Linked DNA regions of Homo sapiens: regions 2, 3 and 4 are each linked to region 1. Evidence: chromatin loops called from intact Hi-C (ENCODE). Cell type or tissue: ascending aorta. All regions are shown on one strand. Links, peaks and the distances in the headings refer to the core of each region. The heading gives the core; the rest is flanking DNA. Region 1 has its middle 29 kb from the start of TMEM130. Region 2 has its middle 32 kb from the start of BAIAP2L1. Region 3 has its middle 110 kb from the start of TMEM130. Region 4 holds the start of NPTX2 (neuronal pentraxin 2).

Region 1 (5,872 bases), core at 413-5,412:
GCCTCGGCCTCCTAAAGTGCTGGGATTACAGGCATGAGCCACCACGCTTTGCCTAACATACTATTAATTTATTTATTTTAAAATTTATTTGTACTTTTTTTTTTATAGAGACAGGGTCTTACTCTGTCACCCAGGCTGGAGTGCAGTGGTGTAATCATAGCTCACTGCAGCCCCAGCCTCCCTGGCTCAAGCAATCCTCCCATCTCAGCCTCCCAAGTAGCTGAGACCGCAGGAGCCCACCCCCATGCCCAGCTAATTTTCAAAAATTTTTCGTAGAGATGGGGTCTTGCTATGTTGCTGAGGCTAGTCTGGAACCCTTGGTCTCCAGGGATCCTCCTACCTCGGCCTCCCAAAGTGCTGGGATTACAGGCATGACCCACTGCAGCTGGCCTTAACTTATTTATTTAATCTGAGCCTTACATGGTATATAAACTTGAAGAAAGAAAGGATTTTGCCTATTTTGTTCACTATTTCTACTTCTAACACCCAGAATACTACCCAGCACATAGCAGGTGTTCATTAAATATTGTTGAAAGGAAAGAGGGATGGCGTGAGGAAGGGAGAAAGGGTTACTTCCTCACACTTGTGTTGTAACCTCACAATGACTGGAATTAGGGGAGGGAACACAAGACTCTAAGGAACAAACTCAATGTCTGTCCAGACTGTCCAGAAGACCCCATAGGTCAGGACAAATGGCCCGGAAGCCCTGGTGTGAGACGTGGTGATGTCCAGGTGTCAGGAGGCAGGGGCCTCCCTCCCTGAATCCTGGAGAGAGGGACTGCGGTGTGGGCCCCTTCTGGCATGGCGGCCTCTTGGACATCAGATCGGGCAATTATCCATCCTTGGAGCAGAAAGCCACTGGCCTGGCTTCTGAGAGTGGTGCCTTGTTCTGTGTTGAGGAGGAAAGGTCAGAGGCTGGAGGCTGGGAGAGCAGGTGGGCTGTAGACAGTGTGGCAGGGGCTGAGGGAGCAAGCTAAGCTGGGTCCCATGTGGTAGTGGGCCAACGGGCCGAGGAGGCTCCAGGGTCATCAGGCAGGGAATGGGTCAGAGTCTCTTAAACTGAGCTACCCTAATCCCCAAGGGATCCATGGAGAGCATTGAGGTACTTGGATGGGAAAAATTACATCTTTATTTATGTATTTGTTTAGAGACAGGGTCTTGCTCTGTCCCCCAGGCTGGAGTGCAGTAGTGTGATCACAGCTCACTGCAGCCTCGAACTCCTGGGCTCAAGCGATCCTCCCACCTCAGCCTCCCAAGTAGCTGGTACCACAGGTGTCCATTGCCACACCCAGCTGACTTTTAAATTTTCTGTTGAGACGGGGTCTTGCTATGTTGCCCAGGCTGGTCTCAAACTCTTGGCCTCAAGCAATCCTCCTGCCTTGGCCTCTCAAAGTGCTGAGATTATAGGTGGCTAATTTTTTAAGAAAGTTTTTGTAGAGATAGGGGTCTTGCTGTGTTGCCCAGACTGGTCTTGAACTCCTGGCCTCAAGTGATCCTCCTGCCTTGGCCTCCCAAAGTGCTAGGATCACAGGTATAAGTCACCACACCTGGCTAATTAAAAAAAATTTTTTTTGTAAAGATGGGGTCTTGCTGTGTTGCCCAGGTTTGTCTCGAACTCCTGGCCTCAGGTGATCCTCTTGCCTCAGCCTCCTGAAGTGCTGGGATTATAGGTGTGAGCCAGTGTGTCCAGCACTATTTTATATTATGCTTTTGAAAACATTATTCTGAGAAGAGGGCTTGACTTGACTTAAAGGGGTTCATAGTGCCAAAAATTTCATCAGTAGGTGTTTTCCTTTATATAAAATTTCATCAGTAGGTGTTTTCCTTTATATATATATATATGTATGTATGTATGTGTGTGTGTGTATATATATATATATATTTATTTATTTATTTGTTGAGACGGAGTCTTGCTCAGTCACCCAGGCTGGAGCGCAATGGCGCGATCTCAGCTCACTACAACCTCTGCCTCCCGGGTTCAAGAAATTCTCCTGCCTCAACCTCCCAAGTAGCTGGGATTACAGGCACCCGCCACCATGCCCGGCTAATTTTTATATTTTTAGTAGAGACAGGGTTTCACTGTGTTAGCCAGGCTGGTCTTGAACTCCTGAGCTCAGGGTGATCCGCCCGCCTTGGCCTCCCAAAGTGCTGGGATTACAGGCCTCCCAAAGTGCTGAGATTACACCCTGTAAGTGTTTTCTAGAGAGGCCCACATAGGCAATGAGGGGTGATGGAGGACACTACTTTCTGGGGGCCTTAGAAGATCTAGGAGATGAAGTGCCAGGGCCCCAAGCCATCTGCATGCTGTGCCCAGTATGTCCAGCAGGTGGCAGTGTCTGACCGGCTATGCTTTCTGCAGGCTCCCAGCCTCTGCCAGGTGCACCGGGGGGCATGGCGGGCAGAGGGGCATGGATGGGCAGGGTCCTGGCATTGCAGCACCTGCCGACACACCTGCATGAACACACAGGCACACTGTACGCACACACATATACTCACATTCACATTGGTGAAACAGCCAAGCTGGCAACCAACTTCTAGAACCTTCAGCCCCTTCCAGGACAGAAGACATTCCTGGGACTCTGGCCCTTGAGAAATCTTTTCAGAAGAGGAGGTCACTTTTGTTTTGCCTCTTCTTTTTCTTGCCCAATAGCTTTTCCGAGAAATCTACAGGTCAGCATGAGTCAACAGCTACAGCCACAAGATAGTTTGACTGTGGGTTGAGGAAATGGAGATCTGTGTTCCAGCCTGGCTCTGTGACCTTGGGCCAGCCACTGAATCTGTCCAAGCTTTTGTTTTTTCATGTTGTACCATGTGGATAAAGAGGGAACTCGCTGTAATCTCAGCACTTTGAGAGGCCAAAGTGGGAGGATCGTTTGAGGCCAGGAATGTGAGACACAGCCTGGGCAGCACAGCGAGACCCCATCTCTACAAAAAATAAAATTAAAAAAATTAGCTGGGCATGATGGTGGGTGCCTGTAGTCGCAACTACTAGGGAGGCTGAGGTAGGAGGATTGCTTGAGCCCAGGAGTTGGAGGCTGCAGTGACCTAGGATCACACCACCGCACTCCAGCCTAGGTGGCAGAGCAAGACCCTGTGTCTTTAAAAAAAAAGAGAGAGAGAGAGAAAAAGAGGGAAAGGGTGCGTTGGTGTGTTTTTCTAGGCATTCATTCAGGAAACATTGTGGAGGCATCCACAGCTCGCTGCCCTCGGGACCCAGCAGAGCCTAGATACCTGCCCATTTTTTCCCAGCTTGTTGACCATCATGAATCACACAACTCAGCAATTAAAAGATAACCCACTTTAAAAAAAAATGGGCAAAGGACTTGAATAGACATCTAGCCAAAGAAAATATACAAATGGCCAATAAGCCCATGGAAAGATGCACGATGTCATTGGTCATTAAGGAAATGCAAATCCAAACCACAATGAGACACCACTTCATACCTCCTAGGGCTGTTGATTCTATAGGAAGAAGTGTGAAGAGAGACTGAGGGAGCGGCCCACCTCCTCCCTGACCCCCTTTCCAGACTGTGCTGTATTTTCCAGCTGGGAATGGAAGATTCTATAGGAAGAGGTGTGAAGAGAGACTGAGGGAGCTGCCCACCTCCTCCCTGACCCCCTCTCCAGACTGTGCTGTATTTTCCAGCTTCTCACCGGCTCTACATGTGACCCACAGCAACCCTTGCCCTATAGTCTCCCGAGCTGAGCTTCTCACTGGGGAGGGGAAGCTCCTAAGTGAACTCCTCCCTCTGCAGGCATCTTTCTGACCTGTTTTCTGCTGGGCATTGGGGACAGTGGCTCAGAGGCGTGCAAGTCCCGGCTGCCACTCCCTTCCATCAGATGATGGGGATCAGCTGCTTCAGGGCCCCGGAGCAGGGTTGTGGTGGGGAGATGAAGGAGGGAGGGAGCAGAGGCCACCAGCTGGACCCCTGCATGAGATCCTGGGGAGAGCAGGGAGGCCTTTGGGGATCCCGGGTGCATTAACCACTTGGTGCCACTGTCGCCACCTCGGCTCTGGACAGCTGCTCATTCCGGGGCTGCCACCACTGTGGACGGCGTGATCAGTCCACCTGTTTCTCCCGCTTCTACTATCCCCCTGTGTCTGCTCTTCTCTGTAAACTGCACACTGTACATGTATGCATCATGTGTGTGTGCATGAGTGTGTGTACGTGTGTGGGGGCATCTGAATGATAGGTACTTTCCTTCCTTTCTTCCTTTTCCTGAGACAGAGTCTCACTCTGTTGACCAGACTGGAGTGCAGTAGCACCAACATGGCTCACTGCAGCCTCAACCCCATGGGCTCAAGGGATCCTCCCACCTCAGCCTCCTCAGTAGCTGGGACTATAGGCATGCATGACCATGCCGGCTAATTTTTGTATTTTCATAGAGATGGGGTCTCTCTGTGTTGCCCAGGCTGGTCTCAAACTCCTGAAACCAAGCAATCTCTCCACCGCAGCCTCCCAAAATGCTGGGATTACAGGCGTGAGCCACCACACCAGGCTCGTTTTTGTATTTCTGTTTTTTTTTTTTGAGACGGAGTCTCGCTCTGTTGCCCAGGCTGGAGTCCAGTGGCGCGATCTCGGCTCACTGCAAGCTCCGCCCCCCGGGTTCACGCCATTCTCCAGCCTCAGCCTCCTGAGTAGCTGGGACTACAGGTGCCCACCACCACGCCTGGCTAATTTTTTATATTTTTAGTAGAGATGGGGTTTCACCGTGTTAGCCAGGATGGTCTCGATCTCCTGACCTCGTAATCCATCTGCCTCGGCCTCCCAAAGTGCTGGGATTACAGGCGTGAGCCACCGCGCCTGGCCCATTTATGTATTTTTTTTGGAGAGACAGAGTCTCACTGCGCTGCCCAGGCTGGCCTCAAACTCCTGAAACCAAACGATACCCTCAACCACAGCCTCCCAAAGTGCTGGGATCACAGGTGTGAGCCACTGTGCCTGGCTCAATGCTGGGTGCATTTTAAAGTCACGAGAGAGTGTGTGTTGAGTTAACATTTTGGAGACTGTGATCAGCAAACAGTCCCCAGCGCAGACACCCTCTCTGGTGGGGTTTGGGTTTTGCTGCCTTTTAATTTTCTTCCAGCTGCCTCCAAAGCACCTTTGTGCTCCTAGGAACAAGCACTGGGTGTTGGGGGCGGGGTGGGGGGGCGGGGTTGCTATAAGCTCTTCTGAGAGGAAGCCTCAGGGAGCAAGGTCCCAATGGCCAGGCTTCCCTTTAAGACAAGGTTGTCCTGCTGAAACCAGGTCCTCAACTCCTAGGTCCCCAAAGGGCATTTGACCCGACACTGGGCTGCTGCAGGCTTGGTCCTGGGGGAGACTGGGGGTGTGTAGCAGGAAGTGCTTCTCTCAAGCAGAGACCACAGCTTGTGTCTCTGGGCCACACACTGGAGCGTTATTTTCCAAACTGCCGCTGGGTCAGCTCACTCTCCCACTCCAAACCCTCAGGGATTCCCCATAACATTGAGCCCCAGGTCCAAACACTTAAGGATTATCATCCCAGCTGCTACCCTCCAGCTCATTTGCTACATCTTTCACACTTTGCTTGTTTGTTTGTTTTGTTTTTGTTTTTGAGACAAGATCTAGCTTTGTTGCCCAGGCTGGAGTGCAGTGGCATGATCATAGCTCACTGCAGCCCCCAACTTCTGGGCTCAAGTGATCCTCCCACCTCAGCCTCCCAAGTAGCTGGGACCACAGGCGTGCACCACCACGCCCAGCTAGTTTTAAAATTTTCTGTCGAGATGGGGTCTCACTATGTTGCCCAGGCTGGTCTCAAACTCCTGGCCTCAAGTCATCCTCCCCCCTTGGCCTCCCAAAATGCTGGGCTCACAGGCATGAACGACAGTGGCATCTGGTCCCCCGATTCTGCC
Region 2 (5,872 bases), core at 508-5,507, 410 kb after region 1:
AGAGAGACAGGAAGTATGAAATCGCTGTTGCAAACTTCCTGGGGGAATGTAGAGGGGTTGCCGGGCAGCCCATTTGAAGTCTGTGAAATTAAAGTGAAAGCCCAGCCAGGCCGAGCACGGTGGCTCACGCCTGTAATCCCAGCACTATGAGAGGCCGAAGTGGGTGGATCACCTGGGGTCAGTAGTTCGAGACCAGCCTGGCCAACATGGTGAAACCCCATCTCTACTTAAAATATAAAAATTAGCCAGGCGTGGTGGCGGGCACCTGTAATCACAGCTACTCAGGAGGCTGAGGCAGGAGAATGGCTTGAACCCTTAAATGGTTCCCCCCAGCAAGAGTGACATGAACGAGCTGGATCTATTGCATCTGCATCTGGACAGCCAAGCCCCACTGGGAAAGCACACACTCAGCTAAACTTTCACTTTATTTATTCATCTATGTATTCATTGCAGTGAGCCAAGATCGTACCACTGCACTCCAGCCTGGGTGACAAGAGCGAAACTCTGTCTCAAAAAAAAAAGTGAAAGTGCAGCCAGATATTGTGGCTCACACCTGTAATCCCAGCACTTTGGGGGCGTTGAGGTAAGGAGGATTGTTTGAGGCCAGGAGTTCAAGAGCAGCCTGGACAACATGGCAAGACCTCATCTCTACAGAAAATTAGAAAATTAGCTGGGCGCAGTGTGGTGCATGTCTGTGATCCCAGCTCACAGGGAGGCTGAGGTGGGAGGATCGCTTGAGCCCAAGAGGTGGAGGCTGCAATGAGCTCTGCTCACACCACTGAACTCCAGCCTGGGCAACAGAGTGAGACTCTGTCTCTAAAATAAATAAATAAATAAGTAAATGAATAAATAGACGAATAAATAAAGTGATGCTTGACTGTCCAGGTGCAGATGCAAGAGATCCGGCCCATTTGTGTCACCCTTGCTGAGGGGAACAATGTCAGGAGAAATACAAAGGAGTTTTTTTTTTGTTTGTTTGTTTGTTTTGAGACAGAGTCTTCCTCTGTGGCCCAGGTTGGAGTGCAGTGGTGTGATCTCGGCTCACTGCAACCTCCAACCTCCCAAATTCAAGCGAGTCTCCCTCCTCAGATTCCCGAGTAGCTGGGATTACAGGCGTCCGCCACCACACCTGGCTAATTTTTATATTTTCAGTAGAGATGGGGTTTTGCCATGTTGGCCAGGCTGGTCTCGAACTCCTGACCTCAAGTGATCCACCTGCCTCGGCCTCCCAAAGTGCTGCAATTACAGGTGTGAACCACCTCGCCCTGCAGGAGTTGATTTTAATTATGAACCACGATTAAGGAAGGCAATGACCATATAGAGAGTGGCAGTGAGGCGTTGAGGCCAAGCAGAGAGTTCTGGAACGAGAAAGGAGAGGTCAGCCGGGAGCTGTCTGAAGTCTCCTTTCCGGGTGATGAAGGGTCCCAGGTGTGACCGCGGGGAGGGGTAGCTGAGAGGCACATTGGAAAAGCTCACTGGAGCTGCAGCTGTCCTGGTGCCCAGAGAGACTGGGAGTAGCCTGGCCTGTCCACATGGGTGATGAACGCCCTCGGGCACAAGACGGCAAAAAGAATGGAGAACACGGTCAACCAGGAGACCAGGTCCTCAATGGATGAGGAGGTACAAGCGGAAGACCAGCAGACAGCAGTCACCGAGAGGGTCAGCAGGTGACTCTGCTGCCTTTGGAAGAGAAATATCTTGGATGTGACCACAGGAAGCATGGAGGATATGGACCCTACCTTAGCTTCTGTGGTACATGGGGTATAAAAGGAGAAAGAGTCCCTGCACCAGACAGTGCCGGGGGAAGTGGGGTCCTGAGGGACCAGCGTGGTCAGAGGGAGCGGACCCTCCTGCACGAGACTGAGTGGCGGCTCCAGAGCCGATGATGTCATCAGAGGAGCTGGGGCAGGATGGGGGGTGAGGAGGAGGGTCCAGTCACATTAGGCAATGCACAGATCTCGGGGGAGGGCCCATGGCACAGAGGCTCTGTCCTTTGAGGGTGACTGAACCAACAAGGGGAAAGCCAGGCATGATGAAAATAGCCGTGGATGGCCGGGCATGTTGGCTCACGCCTGTAATCCCAGCACTTTGGGAGGCCGAGGCTGGTGGATCACCTGAGGTCAAGAGTTTGAGACCAGCCTGGCCAACATGGGGAAACCCCGTCTCTACTAAAAATACAAAAATTAGCCAGGCATGGTGCCAGGTGCCTGTAATTCCAGCTACTTGGGAGGCTGAGGCAGGAAAATCGCTTGAACCTGGGAGGTGGAGGTTGCAGTGAGCTGAGATCCGGCCACTGCACTCCAGCCTGGGCAACAAGAGCGAAACTCTGTCAGGAAGGGAAGGGAAAGGGAGGGGAGGGGAGGGGAGGGAAGAAAGAAAGAGAGAGTGGAAGAAAAGAAGAAAGGAAGGAGGGAGGGAGGGAGGGAGGGAGGGAAAGAGAAAGAAAAGAGAAAGAAAGGAAAGAAAGAAAGAAAGAGAAAGAAAGAATGAAAGAAAGAAAGAAGGAAAGAAAGAAAGAAAGAAAGAAAGAAAGAAAGAAAGAAAGAAAGAAAGAAAGAAAGAAAGAAAGAAAGAAAGAAAATAACGATGGATGACCTCAGACGGCCACAGGTGACATTTCAAGCCGTGAGTTTGAAGAGTGTGGGTGCTCCAGGCAACTGTGGGGTGACTGCTCCTCCTGGTGGCCATATTTGGCTAAAGCAAGTACAAGTCGAGACACACCTGGTGCCATCTCCTGAAAGCAACAGTAACCACGACAACAAGGCCAGGTGCAGAACCCAGGTCTCCCCTCATTATTGGAACCTGTGGAGAGATCATGAACCTATTCCCCAATAAGTTAATTTTCAGGGGTAAAAAAAAAACCAACAATCTCCCACAGTGTCACTTTTCCCAGGAACATGTGTACATGAATGGCTTAAAAACTGTTGCCTTTGACAGAGAAATGTACCAACCCCCAATTGTAGAATATTTAATTGAGGAAAGATCTCATTAACAGATGTAAGTGTAGAGTCTCAGCTTCAGAATTTCCCTTCAGTGTTTTCTTATAAAAACTTTTGAGGTGTGGGGCTTACACCTGTAATCCTAACACTTTGGGAGGCCGAGGTGGGAGGATCGCTTGAGGACAAGAGTTTGAGACCAGCCTGGGTAATTAGCCAAATGTGGTGGAGCGCACCTGTAGTCCCAGCTTCCTGGGAGGCTGAGAAGGGAGCTTCCCTTGATCCCAGGAGTTCAAGGCTGCAGTGAACTAGGATCACATCGCTGCACTCCAGCCTGGGAGACAGAGAGAGACCCTGTCTCTAAAAAATAAATGAATTATGAGGCATGAGAATGGTATGAACCTGGGAACCAGAGCTTGCAGTGAGCAGAGATCACGCCACTGCACTCCAGCCTGGGCGACAGAGCGAGACTCTGTCTCAAAAAAAAAAAAAAAAGAATTAAAAATTTTTAGGAAATGTTCAAACTTAATGAAAAGTTGAAAGAATTTTGCAGTGAACATCCATATACCCACCCCTGAATTCTACAATTAACATTTCATTATGCTCAGTTTATCATATAATCTATTCAACCATCCATCCCTCAAACCATTCAATTTTGAGGCATTTCAAAATGAATTGTGGCAGTAGCACATTTCACCCCTAAACACTTCAGCACACATATTATAACAAGACTCTCATATTTATTTATAGTCCTTTTTTCTTTAGATATAAAATATGCATATAGGTCAGGCACGGTGGCTCACTCCTGTAATCCCAGCACTTTGGGAGGCCAAGGCGGGTGGATCACTTGAGTTCAGGAATTCGAGATCAGCCCGAGCAATATGGTGAAACCCTGTTTCTACTAAAAATACAAAAATTAGCTGGGCATGGTGGTACACACCTGTAATCCCAGCTACTCAGGAGGCTGAGGTGGGAGAATCACTTGAACCCGGGAGGCAGAGATTGCAGTGAGCCGAGATGGCACCACTACACTCAGAGCGAGACTGTCTCAGAAAAAAAGACAGAAAGCACATAAGTCTCTTCCTTTTTGCTTCGATGTGTTCCTGAAGATCATGTTGCAATATGGATCATATTTTTCCAATGAATAAACTTGCAATCCAGACCAGAGACAGAGCATCATCTAAATCATGGCTTTAAATAATAACATAGCATAAAAGAAAAGAATCAAATATTCTAGGCTAGGCATGGTGGCTCATGTAATCCCAGCACTTTGGGAGGCCAAGGCAGGAGGATCACTTGAGTTCAGGAGTTCAAGACCATCATGGGCAACACAGTGAAACCCCTGTCTCTACAAAAATAAAATTTGTAATGAATATAGTAAAATGTACAAATCTTATGTATACCACTCAATAAATTCTAACAAATGCATGCACCCATATAACCCATATTTCCATCAAGACAGGACATCACCATCATCCCACAACTTCCCCTGTATACCTTCTCAGTCGATCCACTCCCACCTGCCAATCAGGCAACCACCGATCTGATTATTCCTGTTATAAATTAGTTTCAGCCTGTTCTACAACTTAACATAAATTGAATCATAAAGTATGGACTCTGGTGTAGCAGCATCAGAATTCAAAAAGCTACCCAGAGGCCAGGTGCAGTGGCTCACACCTGTAATCCCAGCACTTTGGGAGGCTGAGGCAGACAGATCACTTGAGGTCAGGAGTTCAAGACCAACCTGGCCAACATGGCAAAACCCCGACTCAACTAAAAATACAAAAATTAGCCAGGTATAGTGGCGTGTGCCTGCAGTCCCAGCTACTTGGGAGATTGAGGTGGGAGAATCACCTGAACCCGGGAGGCAGAGGTTGTGGTGAGCTGAGATTGTACCACTGTACTCTAGCCTGGGTAACAAAGTGAGACCCTGTCTCAAAAAAGAAAGAAAAAGAAAAGAAAAAGGTACCCAGGTGATTCTAGGCTGGGAACTTTTGCTCAGACCCAAGCCTGTTCCCAGGTTCCAGGTGACAGCAATTTGGCTCTGGTCTGCGGTCACAGCTAATTGGCTACAGATCTGTGACTAGATCTCAGGTCTCCTTGCTGTTCACCCTCTGTTTACTGTGCAACAACAGGGTTTCTTCTAGAAGAGTAGTTCTCAACGTTAGCACCCATTATATTCTCTGGAGGTCCATACCTCTGGGATAGGGCTCAAGAATCTGCATTTTTGGTCAGGCACAGTGGCTCACACCTGTAATCCCAGCACTTTGGGAGGCCGAGGTGGGAGGATCGCTTGAACCCAGAAGTTCAAGACCAGCCTGGGCAACATGGCGAGACCCCGTCTCTACAAAAAAAATACAAAAATTAGCTGGGCGTGGTAGTGCGCGCCTGGAGTCCCAGCTACTTGGGAAGCTGAGGTAGGAGGATCACTTGAGCCCAGCGGGTGGAGTTTGCAGTGGGCTGAGATTGCACTACTACACTCCAGCCTGGGCAACAGAGCAAGACTCTGTCTCAAAAAATAAAAACGAATTTGCATTTCTAATCAGCTCCCAGGTGATGATGAATCTACAGATTCAGGGTTTGCAGCTGAGAACCACTGTTCTAAAAGCCAGTTATGTAAAATTAGCTGGGCGTGGTGGCGGGCACCTGTAATTCCAGCTACTCGGGAGGCTGAGGCGGGAGAATCACTTAAATTTGGGAGGCAGAGGTTGCAGTGAGCCGAGATCGTGCCTCTACATTCCAGCTTGGGAGACAGAGCAAGACTCTGTCTCAAAAAATAATAATAAATAATAATAATAAAATAAAAGCCAATTGCAATTACTGTTGGATTTCCATTGGAAAGACTGTTGGAAACCAACCTGTCATTTCTTTTTTTTTTCTTTTTTTTGAGACAGAGTCTCTCTCTGTCCCTAGGCTGGAGTGCAGTGGCACGATCT
Region 3 (5,872 bases), core at 355-5,354, 81 kb after region 1:
CAGCTAATTGTTGTAGCTTTAGTAGAGACAGCATTTTGCCATGTCAGCCAGGCTGGTCTCGAACTCCTGACCTCACATGATCCACTTGCCTCCGCCTCCCAAAGTGCTGAGATTACAGGAGTGAGCCACTGTGCCTGGCCTGGAGCCAGGTAAATCTCAAATCTCAGTTCAGCCACTCCCATGCTGTGTGACTTTTGGCTAGTCACACAGCCTCTCTGAACCTGTTTCCCCTCTGTATGCTGAACTGCTTACCTCCAAGGCTGTTGTAAGAATGAATGAGGAGGCCCAGAATACAATAGGTGTTCAAAACATTTTTGTTTACTGAGGTGGGCCCTCAGGGAATCAATACCTCCCTCCCTATTTGGCCCTGGGACTCGGTTCCTCCTGGAAGGAGGGAGGCAGCCTCATCCTTTTCCCAGGCAGAAGCCTCTGGGGTCTGTGCTGCAGCCCTCGCTCCTCCCATAGCATGGAGGGAGTCCACATTCCACCTCCTGCCACATTTCAGAGCCAGCTGCTAGGGATGGCAGGGCTTCCAGACCCCTGTCCCTGCCGCTGGTGCCTTCCCTAGGATGACCTTAGAACTTCCCGGGGTTTCCAGGGAGGTTCTTGCCACCCCTAGTCTCATCTGGAAGAGAACGCATCCCATGCCCCCAGGGCTGGTTAAAAACCCAGGCTGTCTATGAGACCTGTCTTCCTTCTCCACTTCCGACCTGCAAGGAAACTCGAGAGCATCTCCCGCAACCTCCTTGCTGTACAGAGGAGGAAACTGAGGCCCCCACGCTGGGAGGGAGGGGTGCCTGTGTACAAGGCAGGCAGGTGCCACCAGCCCGAAGTCATCACTAGGGTCCTGATGCCCAGCTCCCGACAGCCTCGTGGGGGACCTGGCCAGACAAAGGCAGGATCCAGAAGCCATCCCCCCTGGTCACAGCACACAGCAGCAGGTGCATTTCAGGTCTACAGCACAATATAGTCACAGTAAAACCTGGGAGGGGGTCTTCCACCCTGCACATGTGACATGTACGTGTGTCTATCCCCTTCCCCTCCCCATCTTTTTTTTTTTTTTTTTTTTTTTTTTTTTGACAGAATCTCCGTCTGTCGCTCAGGCTGGAGTGCAGTGGTGCTATCTCAGCTCACTGCATCCTCTGCCTCCTGGTTCAAGCGATTCTCCTGCCTCAGCCTCCTGAGTAGCTGGGATTACAGGCATGCGCACCATGCCCGGCTAATTTTTGTATTTTTAGTAGCGATGGGGTTTCGCCATGTTGGCCAGGCTGGTCTTGACTCCTGACCTCAAGTGATCCTCCCACCTCTGCCTCCCAAAGTGCTGGGATTACAGACGTGAGTCACTGTGCCCGCTGCCCCCGCTCCACCATCCTTAAGGCTCCTACTATGTGCCAGGCTCTGTGCTGAGAATGACATGGCTCAGACCCAGGACCTGCCACTTCTGCCTCTGGTCTCCTGGCTGTCTGAACACAAGAGGTATGCAGGACCCCGGGACCCTTGCACTGGCTGTTTCCCCTGCTGGACAGTTCTTCTCCTGACACCCACTTGGCAAGGAAGTGTCCAGTCTAGGGGAAGGCCAGTCTGGATACAGATGCTCCCAGCTCAGTGGGGACAAGGCTAGGAGTGTCCATGTTCAGAAGTTGTAGATGAGTCATTATTAAAAAAAAAACAAAACAAAAACAATGCTCAGTAAAGCTTAGAAACAAAAGCTTCTTGTGCTGAGGACACAGGCTAAATCCCTAAATTGAAGCCACTGGGTCAGGTCACAGAGGGTCACATAATAAAGGTTCTTCCCGTTATGTCTGTAAAACACCCCACAGCCAGGAAATGTGAGACGGGCTCTTGGAAGATCCCAGGCTGCATCTGGGCAGGCGGATAAAGGTAGTGCTATGTTTCTAAAGCAGCAGAGCCCTGGGGGTTGGGACAGGTTTGAACTGGCAGAGACAGGGTACGGGGAAGGTGGGTTAAACATGGAAGGTGGCTCCCAACACACATGTGAGCCATTAGATCCCTCCATATTTAATCTGTTCGTATTTAACCCCCATGGGATCCATTAGATCCCACCATGTCTAATCTGTATGGGATCCTTCCCTTTCCCCTACCCTTTCCTTCCTGCCTCTCTCATCTTTTCCATGGAGACATCCCTACAATCCCCTCAGCAGGGGCACCAGCAGCCTCTTGTCACCTTCCCAAAGCCTCTGGTTCTTGGGGACATGCTAATGTCACACCTGCTTTGGGAACTCACTCCCAACTGCCCTGGCCCAGAACCCTCCTTCTGTCCTCTCCAACTGTGAAGTGCAGAGGGCAGCCTTGTGAATGGCTCCATTACTGCAGATCCTTACATCTCTCCTGAGAGCTGTGTCAGCTTCTCACCCTGCCCTGGGCCAGGACAAAGTCCAGGAAGAGGCTCACATGTGGCCGCCTTGCCTCCAGGACCGCTTTTCACACGGGCAGCTGGGAACGAGGCCACGTTAGGCTGGGAGCTCCTTCCAGAAACAACACTGATGAAATTAAGGGGGGTAAATGGATCCCAGCATTGTTACCAGCAAGACATTTGGGGAACATAAATTTCACAGGGAATTAGTCACTCTAAACTGCTTTATTTGGTTTCAACTTAGAATAGCACTTAAATTATTCAGCTAGGGAGGGGGAGGAAGGGGGCAGGAAGGAGTTGCCAGGCCCTGTATCAACCTTAAGGAGTCATGGGCGGAAAAGCAGTGACATCTGTCTGGGGGTGGCCGTTGGTAGCTTGTGGGCCGCCTGGATTCCTTCTGAATTTGGTAAAAGCCCCCAGGATGTGAGACGCAAAGGCACGACTTCGCATCAGTAACACACGAGTTTCGTTTTACTCCACGCCCGTGCAGAAGCTTGGGAGAGGTGATGCTGTTATTCCTCCTGTCTTACGAACCTCTCTCTTGACCCCCTACCTACTCCAGCCACTGCCCCATATACTGTTTTGCTTTGCAAAAAAACTCCTCCCTGGCTCCAACGCTCTCTTGCCCTCCATCCACTGCACCCCCACTCTTAACCCCTCCATGAAGGCTTTGCCTGCCCTACTCCAAGGAAACTGCCCCCCCACCAAGGCCCCGTGACCTCCAAGGTAGATTCTTTGTCCTCAGCCCATTTGACTTGGAAGCCACATTGGGCACAGTTGCTCTCTCTGTCCTCCCAGGAAAACTTTCTTCCCTCGGTTTCCTGGCCCCTAAATCTGCTTTGCCTCCTAACCTGCCGGCTGGTTTCTCCTGATTCCTCCCAGTCCCCACCAACCTTCTATCTTTAGGCCCCAGGGCTCGGACCCTGGACCTCTTGCTCTTTCTACTCTCCCTCTCGTGGGGAGCTCGTATGGTCTGATGGCATTAAAACCATCAATTCACCAATGACCCCTAAACTGATATCTCCAGGGTAGATTCCCCTTAAGCTGCAGACTTGTACATACAACTGCGTTTTGGACTTCTGCACCTGGATGTCTAGTTAGGTATCTGAAACTTACCATCTCCCAGAATATGAATTTCTGGACCTCCTCCCTGTACCTGCAAACCACCCCAAGGGACCTCTTCATCTAGTTAATAGCAACTCCACTCTTTCAGTTGCTATCCTGGGCCCAATCCTGGGTGATCTCTGATTCATCTCTTCCTCCATATCTAATCCACATGGAATTCATTAAATCTCTCCATATCCAACCCACATGGGAGCCATTAGATCCCTCCATATTTAACCCACATGGGAGAATCAGATCCCACCATATCTAATCTGCACGAGATCCATTAGATCTCCTATATCTAAGCCACATGGAATCGATTAGATCCCACCATGTCTATTCTGTATGGGATCCATTGGATCTCCCCATATCTAATCTGCATGGGACCCATTAGATCCCCTACATCTAACCCACATGTAACCCATTAGATCCCCCATATCTAATCCGCATGGAATCCATTAGATCCACCCATATATCTAACCCACGTGGAATCCATTAGATCCCCCCATACCTAACCCACACGGGATCAATTAGATCCCCCATATCTAACCCACATGGAATCAATTAGATCCCCCATATCTAACCCACATGGGATCCATTAGATCCCCCCATATCTAACCCACATGGAATCCATTAGATCCCCCATATCTAACTCACATGGAATCCATTAGATCCCCCCATATCTAACCCACATGGAATCCATTAGATCCCTCCATATCTATCCCACATGGAATCAATTAGATCCCTCCATATCTAACACACATGGAACCATTAGATCCCATCCATGCATAAATACATAATCCATCTGCAAGTCCCATTGGCTCCACTTTCAAAATGTATCTAGAATCCAACCTCCTGTGCTCCCATCCTCATCCAAGCCACCACCACCTGTCCCCTAGATTGCTGCATTAGCACTCCCTACGTCCACCTCGTCCCCACAATCTAATCACAGGAGAATGGCCCAAGGAAAAGCCTATGGGGGGGTGTCGGGTTCGTGTCTCTCCTTCTCTGTTCAAAACCCTCCAGAGACTCATGTCGCAGAGCAAAGTCCTTTCCAGGACTGGCAGCCCCCACTTCTGAACTCTCTCCTCTGTGCTCAAGCCACTTCTCCTGCTGCTGGTCTCCTTGATGTCTAAACACATAGAGGCATGCTCAGCCTCAGGGCCTTTGCACTGCTGTTCTCTCTGCTGGATGAGGCTCCCAGACACCCATGTGGCTCATTCCCTCATCTCCTACAGGTCTTTGCTCATCTGTCACCTTCTCAACGAGGCCTGCTCTGATCATTCCAACTTGAAATTCAGCCTCCAAGCCCTGTACGCTACCCCTCCTACCTCCATCAGGCTTTTAGTAGCACAATCTTCTAATATACCACATAGTTTACCCTAAATATTATGTTTGAAAGTTATCTCTGGCTAAGTGCGGTGGCTCATGCCTGTAATCCCAGCACTTTGGGAGGCCGAGGCAGGTGGATCACCTGAGGTCAGGAGTTTGAGATCAGCCTGGGCGACATGGCGAAAACCCATCTCTATTAAAAATAGAAAAATTAGTCAGGTGTGGTGACGGATGTCTGTAATCCCAGCTACTTGGGAGGCTGAGGCTGGAGAATCTCTTGAACCCGGAGGCAGAGGTTGCAGTGAGCTGAGCTCGCACCATTGCACTCCAGCCTGGGCAACAAGAGCAAAACTCTGTCTCAAAAAAAAAATAAAAAAATGCCAGGCGCAGTGGCTCACACCTGTAATCCCAGCACTTTGGGAGGCTGAGGGGGGCAGATCATGAGGTCAGGAGATCAAGACCATTCTGGCTAACATGGTGGAAACCTCGTCTCTACTAAAAAATAGAAAAAATTAGCCGGGCGTGGTGGCGGGCACCTGTAGTCCCAGCTGCTCGGGAGGCTGAGGCAGGAGAATGGCGTGAACCTGGGAGGCGGAGCTTGCAGTGAGCCAAGGTCACGCCACTGCACTCCAGCCTGGGCAACGGAGCAAGACTCTGTCTCAAAAAAAAAAAAAAGATAAAAATAAAAAAACCGAAAATTATCTCTTTCCTCCACTAGAATATAAGTTCCATGAAGCCAGGGTTTTTTACTTCTTCTTTTGTTCTTTTACTTTTTTAGAGACAGAGTCTTACTCTGTCACTCAAGCTGGAGTAGAGTGGTGTGATCATAGTTCACAGAAGTTTCAAACTCCTGGGCTCAAGTGATCCTCTCACCTCAGCCTCCTGAGCGGCTGGGACTACAGGCATGCACTACCATGTGTGGCTTTATTTTTAGTAGAGATGGGGGTCTCACTACGTTGCCCAGGCTGGTCTCAAACTCCTGGCCTCAAGTGATCCTCCCACCTCGGCCTCCCAAAGCACTGGGACTTCCCAAAGTGCCATCATGCCTGGATGAGTTTTTAT
Region 4 (5,872 bases), core at 342-5,341, 220 kb after region 1:
TTGATGACGCAATCTGAATTATCCCCTGATCCCTCCCACTCTGTCTCCTGTGGGAGAAACTTACTCACCACAGTGTGAGCAGAGAAGAGAAAGATACACAGAATCCGCTGCCAGGACTAGTTAACAAAGGACTGAAACGCCCGTGTGGTTGCTTATCGAAGCTGGTCCTGGACACTTTCACTTTTCCCTGGATAATGCCAGTGGGGCTGGCAGCTCATTCCTGAGATGACCTTGTTCAGTCGCCTTTATTATTTGCTCACACACTCGGGAACCAGGCCCATGTGGTGTCACAATCCCTGCTGTCCATCAACCAGAATCGCATGTCTGACCACAAGTGGTGAAAATCAGGCCACTGCCAGACAGAGAAACAGGCCAGGCACACACCTCGCTCCAGCTCGGTGACCCTCTGCAGCAGCGCGTTCAGGGTGCTCTCGGTCTTCTGCCGGTGAGCCGAGGTCTCATTGTGCAGCAGGGACTTCTCGTCCTCCAGCTCTGCCACCTTGCGCAGAAGCTGCCTCTCCAGCTCCCCCAGCCGCTGCTGGAGCACCTCGCGGAAGTCGCCGGGCAGCCCAGCATTGGACACGTTTGCTCTGAGCTGGTGCTTTCAGCCACCGGGGAGGAGGGAGGGGCACAGAAAGAGTTAAAAAGAAATTGTGAAATGTGGCTGTGATGGCCCGACCACACAGGGAGAAGCTTCCAAAACGCAAGCCCTGAATCTTGCCACTGGCAGGCAGGGGAGCATCTCACTGATGCTTTTTTGGTATGGAAAAGATTTCAAAGTCAGATAAGAATTACTTTGCTGCAATATTTGAAACTTGTGAATCTAATTTTCCCTTCTCAAAAAGCCGTTTTTCTCCTCTTACTAAAAAGTCAATATTCTAACCAACGCCTAGAATTCTATGTTGGGTAGAGACCAAAACTCAGCTCCAGGATTTTTTTTCTTTTTTAAGAGTAAATCGATGGTTACACAAAGCCAAGGAGCTTTCACCTAGAAATGAAAACAGCCCCCAAGTTCCGGTCTGGCACCAAGGTAAATAACTATGCATGCAGAGATGTTTCTGGAAAATGACAGATCTAAAACGTTGCTATTCTGAACTCCAGCAATCTTTGTTTTTAATGCTGTTTCTAAATCCTCACTTCCTATTTCTCTTTCTCCCCTACCATCATGTGGTTCTGGAGGCTGTGGCAGGCTGCCTACCCATGAGTTCATGGCAAGCTATTTACCTTTCTCCACAAAGTGTTCCAAATTGTGAAATGCACATAATGGGACCTGCCTCATGCCATTCATTGTTCCAAGGATTAAAAAATTAAATGATGTGCCTGACTCATATTTAGTGCTCCAGAAATGTTAGCTGTTAGCAATCACAATGAATCAGGGGATATACAGATGCTGGAAATACTGTATTCAGCCCTCACGCCAAAAGAAACCCTAGAGTCATTTTTGCAATAATTACCACCTGTAATTTAAACCTAGTTTTGCTGAGAAGTATTTTCACAAAGGCTATTAACAGCAGTGTCCACACTTCTTAAAAAGGGTGGAGCCTAAAGATGAAAAATAATTGAAGATTTTTCTCTCAAAGTTCCAAACTGCACGCATTTTCAGAGATAGAGATGAGACGGAGGCGGGAGCGGGGGGCGGGGGGGGGGGACGGAGGGGGAGGGGGGGAGGGGGGGAGAGAGAGAGAGAGAAGGGAATGAGGTCCCTTCCCCTGAAGCAATCCGGAAGAGCACCTTAAAATGGTCCAACTTGCAGACACGGGAGTCTTTGAAGTTAACCAGAGGTTGCCCCTCTAATGCGCGCTCTGGGGTCGCCGGTGACCCCCTGCGCTCGCCTCCCTGCGACCTCCGCCCCCAGACTTCCGCCCCCTCTAGCTCAGCCTGACCTGATTTAAAGAAAGAAACACCACATGCCCGGGGCAGCTGACCTCCCGCGGCAGCCTCGCAGCAACCCGCACGGCCTGCGGGAGCGCATCCCGGCTCGCGGAGATTTGGAGATTTGCAAGAGGATAGAGGCTACCGCGTCCCCGGGTATTTGGCGCCCGCGGCTTGGCCGTCTGGGTTCGCTAGCCCGGACCTCGGGAAGTGCTCGGCGGATCCCGCTGGCAGTCCCGACGCGCGGGGGTGGAATTTAAACGTTTCCTTCCAGCAAGAGCAGCGGTGTGGGAAGGGATACCACGCAGGGGAGTTCCCGAGCAGGATCTAGATCCCCGCCTTTCACCCTCAAGTCCAGCTCACCCCCACGGACGATCACACCCTCCCCAGGGCCAGGCCCCCTTTCCCCATCCTCCCGAGTCTTCCGCCCCCGACTCGGGAGCGTCCCCATTCCAGGTCCCCCGCGCTCCCCGCGGGCCGCTACCTCGAGGCTCTCCAGGCGGTCCTTGAGGGTCTGCAGCGAGCGGCTGAGCTGCTCCACGACGTGGCCGGGGTCCCGCGGCAGGTCGCCCATAGTGTCCTTGCCCGTGGCCCCCGCGCCGCGCGCCTTGCCGCCCGCCAGCCCCTCGCAGCGCGCTAGCTTGCCCGTGAGCTCGCGGATGGCCTCGCGCTGCGCGCCCAGCGTCTCCTTCTGCTGCACGACGGTCTCGCGCAGCTGCAGCACCGCGGCCCTCAGCTCCTCCTCGGGACTCTGCGCGCCGCCCTGCATGGGCATCGCGGGCAGCGGGCAGCCGGCGTGCACCGCCTCTGGGGGCAGTGCCGTGCACACGAAGCGGCTACCGGGCGCCGGGCTGTCCTGGGCCCCAGCGGCCACGGCGAGCGCCACGCTGGCGGCCAGCAGCGCCAGCATCCCGCCGCCGCTGCCGCGCTCAGCTCGGCATGGGCGAGCGGGCGCCGTCGGGGCGCTCCGCGGGAGGCGCCTTCGCTGCTGGCAGTAGCCGCGCTGTCGTCTCGAGGGTCGCGTGCACCGCGGGGCAGAAGTCTCCTGCCGTCTCACAGCCGCACCCACCGCGCTGCTCGGCACTCTGGCCTGCCGGGTCCGCGCGCCCTTTCTTAAGCTGAGGGGCGGAGGGGGCCGGCGTGTGGGGCGCGCGCCACGAGCTCTGATTGGCTCGGCCGGGTGCGCGTCACGCAGTGGGCGGAGCGGGGCGGGGCGGGGGCGCTTTCCGTTGCGCGCCTGGCGGCCGGGCGGGAGCGTGGGCCGGAGCCTGAGGCGAGAGCGCGAGGTCCCGGGCTCTGCCTCAGGAAAGGAGGCCTGAGGTGGAAAACGACACTGGGGCTCTCGAGAGCCTCGGCTGGCCGTGCCCAGGCGCCCCTCGAACCCACCCGAGGACGCGGGCGTCACAGGCTGAGGAGAAAGTGGGAACCCCTCGGTGTCCCGGTGCCCCTTTCTCAGGGTGGCTTCTGGCGCGGCACGGGGCCTCGCTGCGCGTTTGCCGCCGCCCTCAGGGAGGCGTTTTCTCCAGCAGGAGCAGCCCCCCAGGCGGGACTCGAACCCCGACTGCCATCGCGAGCCACCCCCGCGGCAGGCGTGGGCCTTCTCGTCAAGGCCCGGCCACCTCACTCTCGAGGCGGGAAGGAGCCGCACGACGGCCGCCTCCGGATGCAACGGTCCCCGGGACGCGCTCCATGGCCCCGCCTCCACCCCCCGCGCCAACTCGGAAAACGCTCGGGAAGAATCCCGGGGGCCTCGGGGACCGGGACCAGGACCAGGCGCCGGACGCTGATGGGAAGGAGGGGACACCCGGAGTTAGGGACAAAGTCACGAGGCCACTCGCAGAGCCCTCGCGCGCGTGTTCATCGACTGCCCCCTGGGCGGTGACCTTATTCAGCAAGACCTGAGCTCAGGGGCGGGGTGACATCTAACTGGAGTCATCATGATGGAGCCACGTGGTCCAACAGTGCCCGGTCCTTGTAACCAGGAGGGCCCGCAGTGTCACCACTTCCTCGAAGTGAGGCCACTGCCCTCAGCTTCTTGGAGACAGCAGATATGAGCAGAAACCCCCAAAAGTCAGGAGCAAATTTGTTTCAGAATCTCTCCAAATCTGTGGCTTAAAACAAGTTCAGAGGGATTTTGGTGCACAGCTACAGACTGAGCTGGTTTACTGCACATTTATAAATGGAAATCTTTATTTCTTTTCCTCTCTATGTTTTTAAGAAATCCTGTTGCAAGGTCATTAATCACGTTATCCATTATACCACAAACAAATGGATTTGTCACTTGTGCGCAGAAGCCGAGGTTGATTCTGAAAGCAAATTGTACCAAAATAAATGAAATTATTATGATAATATAAACTAGACTGCAGTGATTAATCTCTAGAAACCAAATTCTGACCTGCTTTGCACTTCAAACAATAGCTTCTATTATGTAAATAGTTGTGGGGTTTTCAAGGACATTATTGCTAAATTATAAGAAAAGTTCTATTCTTGAAAATCTCTTCGTGGATAAAAATGAGAGACAGGAACCTGGTCTGCAAGGTATCCAAAGCAGAGGACAATGGAAGTAATGATGGTTCAGGTAAGAATATTCATTAGCAGAAAAAGGTATGGATGGGAGATTTGGGGTGAGTAATGGGCTCATGTTTCTGTTAGCCTGCATCCCCAGGAGGTGTCAGTTTCACCTTGTTAAGTATGACCTTGACTGGACTCATTCTTCCTACATCCTTTTTCAGCTGGATGAAAACTCGAAAAAGTTCAAATAAACCTACATATGCACAAATTACAATAATGAAGGCAACAGGGTTGCAAAGCACTTTATGCCTTGTTACATTTCAGATGATTCATAAGGCACCAAATCCAGACGTTTTCAAAATTATTCAGATAACGATGTGACTTTTCCATTTTCACTCATAGCTTTGATGTTCCTCTTTACTTGTAGACCTAGGTGGCCCTTAATTGGATGTGACAATAGAGTATTATCGTTCCTGTATTGTTCCATATATCCTTTCTTGACACACAGACTGATACATTCATATTTGCAACTACTTGAAGTAGAAGCTTGTTCCTTTAATAATTAAACAAAATCAAGTATCTTTCCAGAATTCTAATTTCCTCCTGAACAAAGAAAGCAGTGTACAAGAGTAAAAATAGCATATATCCCAATATAATTACTCCTAAACGTCTTAAAAGAGATTCCAGTATGAGAAGTGATCAGTGAAATTGCCAAAGCTCAAATGGAAAGACCCAGACATTTGAAATGTTATTTTCTTTGGAGGCAGTATAATTAGAGGCTTAGTTAACAGAGTACATGCTATTTACAGTTTTATTTTATCTTCCTGGTGCAATGAAAAGCCTGCTGGCTTAGGAATGAGGGATCTAGTGCTAATTCTAACTCTGTCACTAGCTAAGTGGTTTGGGGCAAGTCATTTCTCCTCTGGACTTCAGTTTTCTTGCATATAAGATAAGGGAGGGGCGGGGGTTGGGCACGGTGGTTCACACCTGTAATCCCAGCACTTTGGGAGCCCGAGGCAGGCAGATCACAAGGTCAAGAGATCGAGACCATCCTGGCCAACATGGTGAAACCCCGTCTCTACTAAAAATACAAAATTTAGCTGGGTGTGGTGGCGCCCGCCTGTAGTCCCAGCTACTTGGGAGGCTGAGGCAGGAGAATCGCTTGAACCCAGGAGGCAGAGGTTGCAGTGAGCCAAGATCATGCCACTGCACTCCAGCCTGGTGACAGAGCGTGACTCCATCTCAAAATAATAATAATAATTTTAAAAAGATAAGGGGATTAGACGCAACTGTCTAAAGGTGCTTTGGCTGTACTCAAGAGCATGATAGTTTGAAAAAGAAGGAATCACTGTTGGTGTGAGGAACGTTTCAGAAACTTGTTTTTTCTGTGTGTGTTATTAACCACCTGTAGCCAAAGGTGAATGTGGAAAGGCAGGGTCGTTTTGTAGTACAGCAGGTAAACCTTCATACACGGAGACGCCGTAGTTGT

Evidence for each region. A loop is a pair of places that touch in the nucleus more often than their neighbours do. Peaks named below come from ENCODE experiments on the same cell type or tissue, not always from the same donor. Only the 100,000 strongest peaks of a DNase experiment are listed, where the experiment ranks them.
Region 2: it touches region 1 in a loop (19-fold over the local background); 105 of 110 quality-filtered maps call a loop at or near these places.
Region 3: a loop joins it to region 1, with 6 times the contacts of the local background. A loop is called at or near these places in 44 of 110 quality-filtered maps.
Region 4: a loop joins it to region 1, with 7 times the contacts of the local background. A loop is called at or near these places in 5 of 110 quality-filtered maps.

What each region holds. Positions count from the first base shown.
Region 1 is chr7:98,838,397-98,844,268 of GRCh38, reverse strand. No RefSeq gene overlaps it. Among named protein-coding and RNA genes, the nearest start is that of TMEM130, 29 kb to the left of the region's middle. RefSeq lists an enhancer at 2,385-2,434. In ascending aorta, for the core only: a CTCF peak has its summit at 2,320 (motif pointing right); DNase peaks (open chromatin) are centred at 2,338 and 2,748; H3K27ac peaks cover 1,628 bases.
Region 2 is chr7:98,430,297-98,436,168 of GRCh38, reverse strand. No RefSeq gene overlaps it. Among named protein-coding and RNA genes, the nearest start is that of BAIAP2L1, 32 kb to the right of the region's middle. In ascending aorta, for the core only: a CTCF peak has its summit at 2,696 (motif pointing left); a DNase peak (open chromatin) is centred at 2,678.
Region 3 is chr7:98,757,133-98,763,004 of GRCh38, reverse strand. No RefSeq gene overlaps it. Among named protein-coding and RNA genes, the nearest start is that of TMEM130, 110 kb to the left of the region's middle. In ascending aorta, for the core only: no CTCF peak of the experiment used is centred there; DNase peaks (open chromatin) are centred at 1,417, 2,434 and 2,704; H3K4me3 peaks cover 747 bases; H3K27ac peaks cover 3,394 bases.
Region 4 is chr7:98,614,372-98,620,243 of GRCh38, reverse strand. NPTX2 (neuronal pentraxin 2) reads right to left here and starts at 2,959. Exons shown (of 5, transcript NM_002523.3): 1 at 2,357-2,959; 2 at 385-601. The coding sequence starts at 2,782. RefSeq lists an enhancer at 1,505-2,131. In ascending aorta, for the core only: a CTCF peak has its summit at 2,650; DNase peaks (open chromatin) are centred at 2,616, 3,023 and 3,660; H3K4me3 peaks cover 3,552 bases; H3K27ac peaks cover 1,338 bases.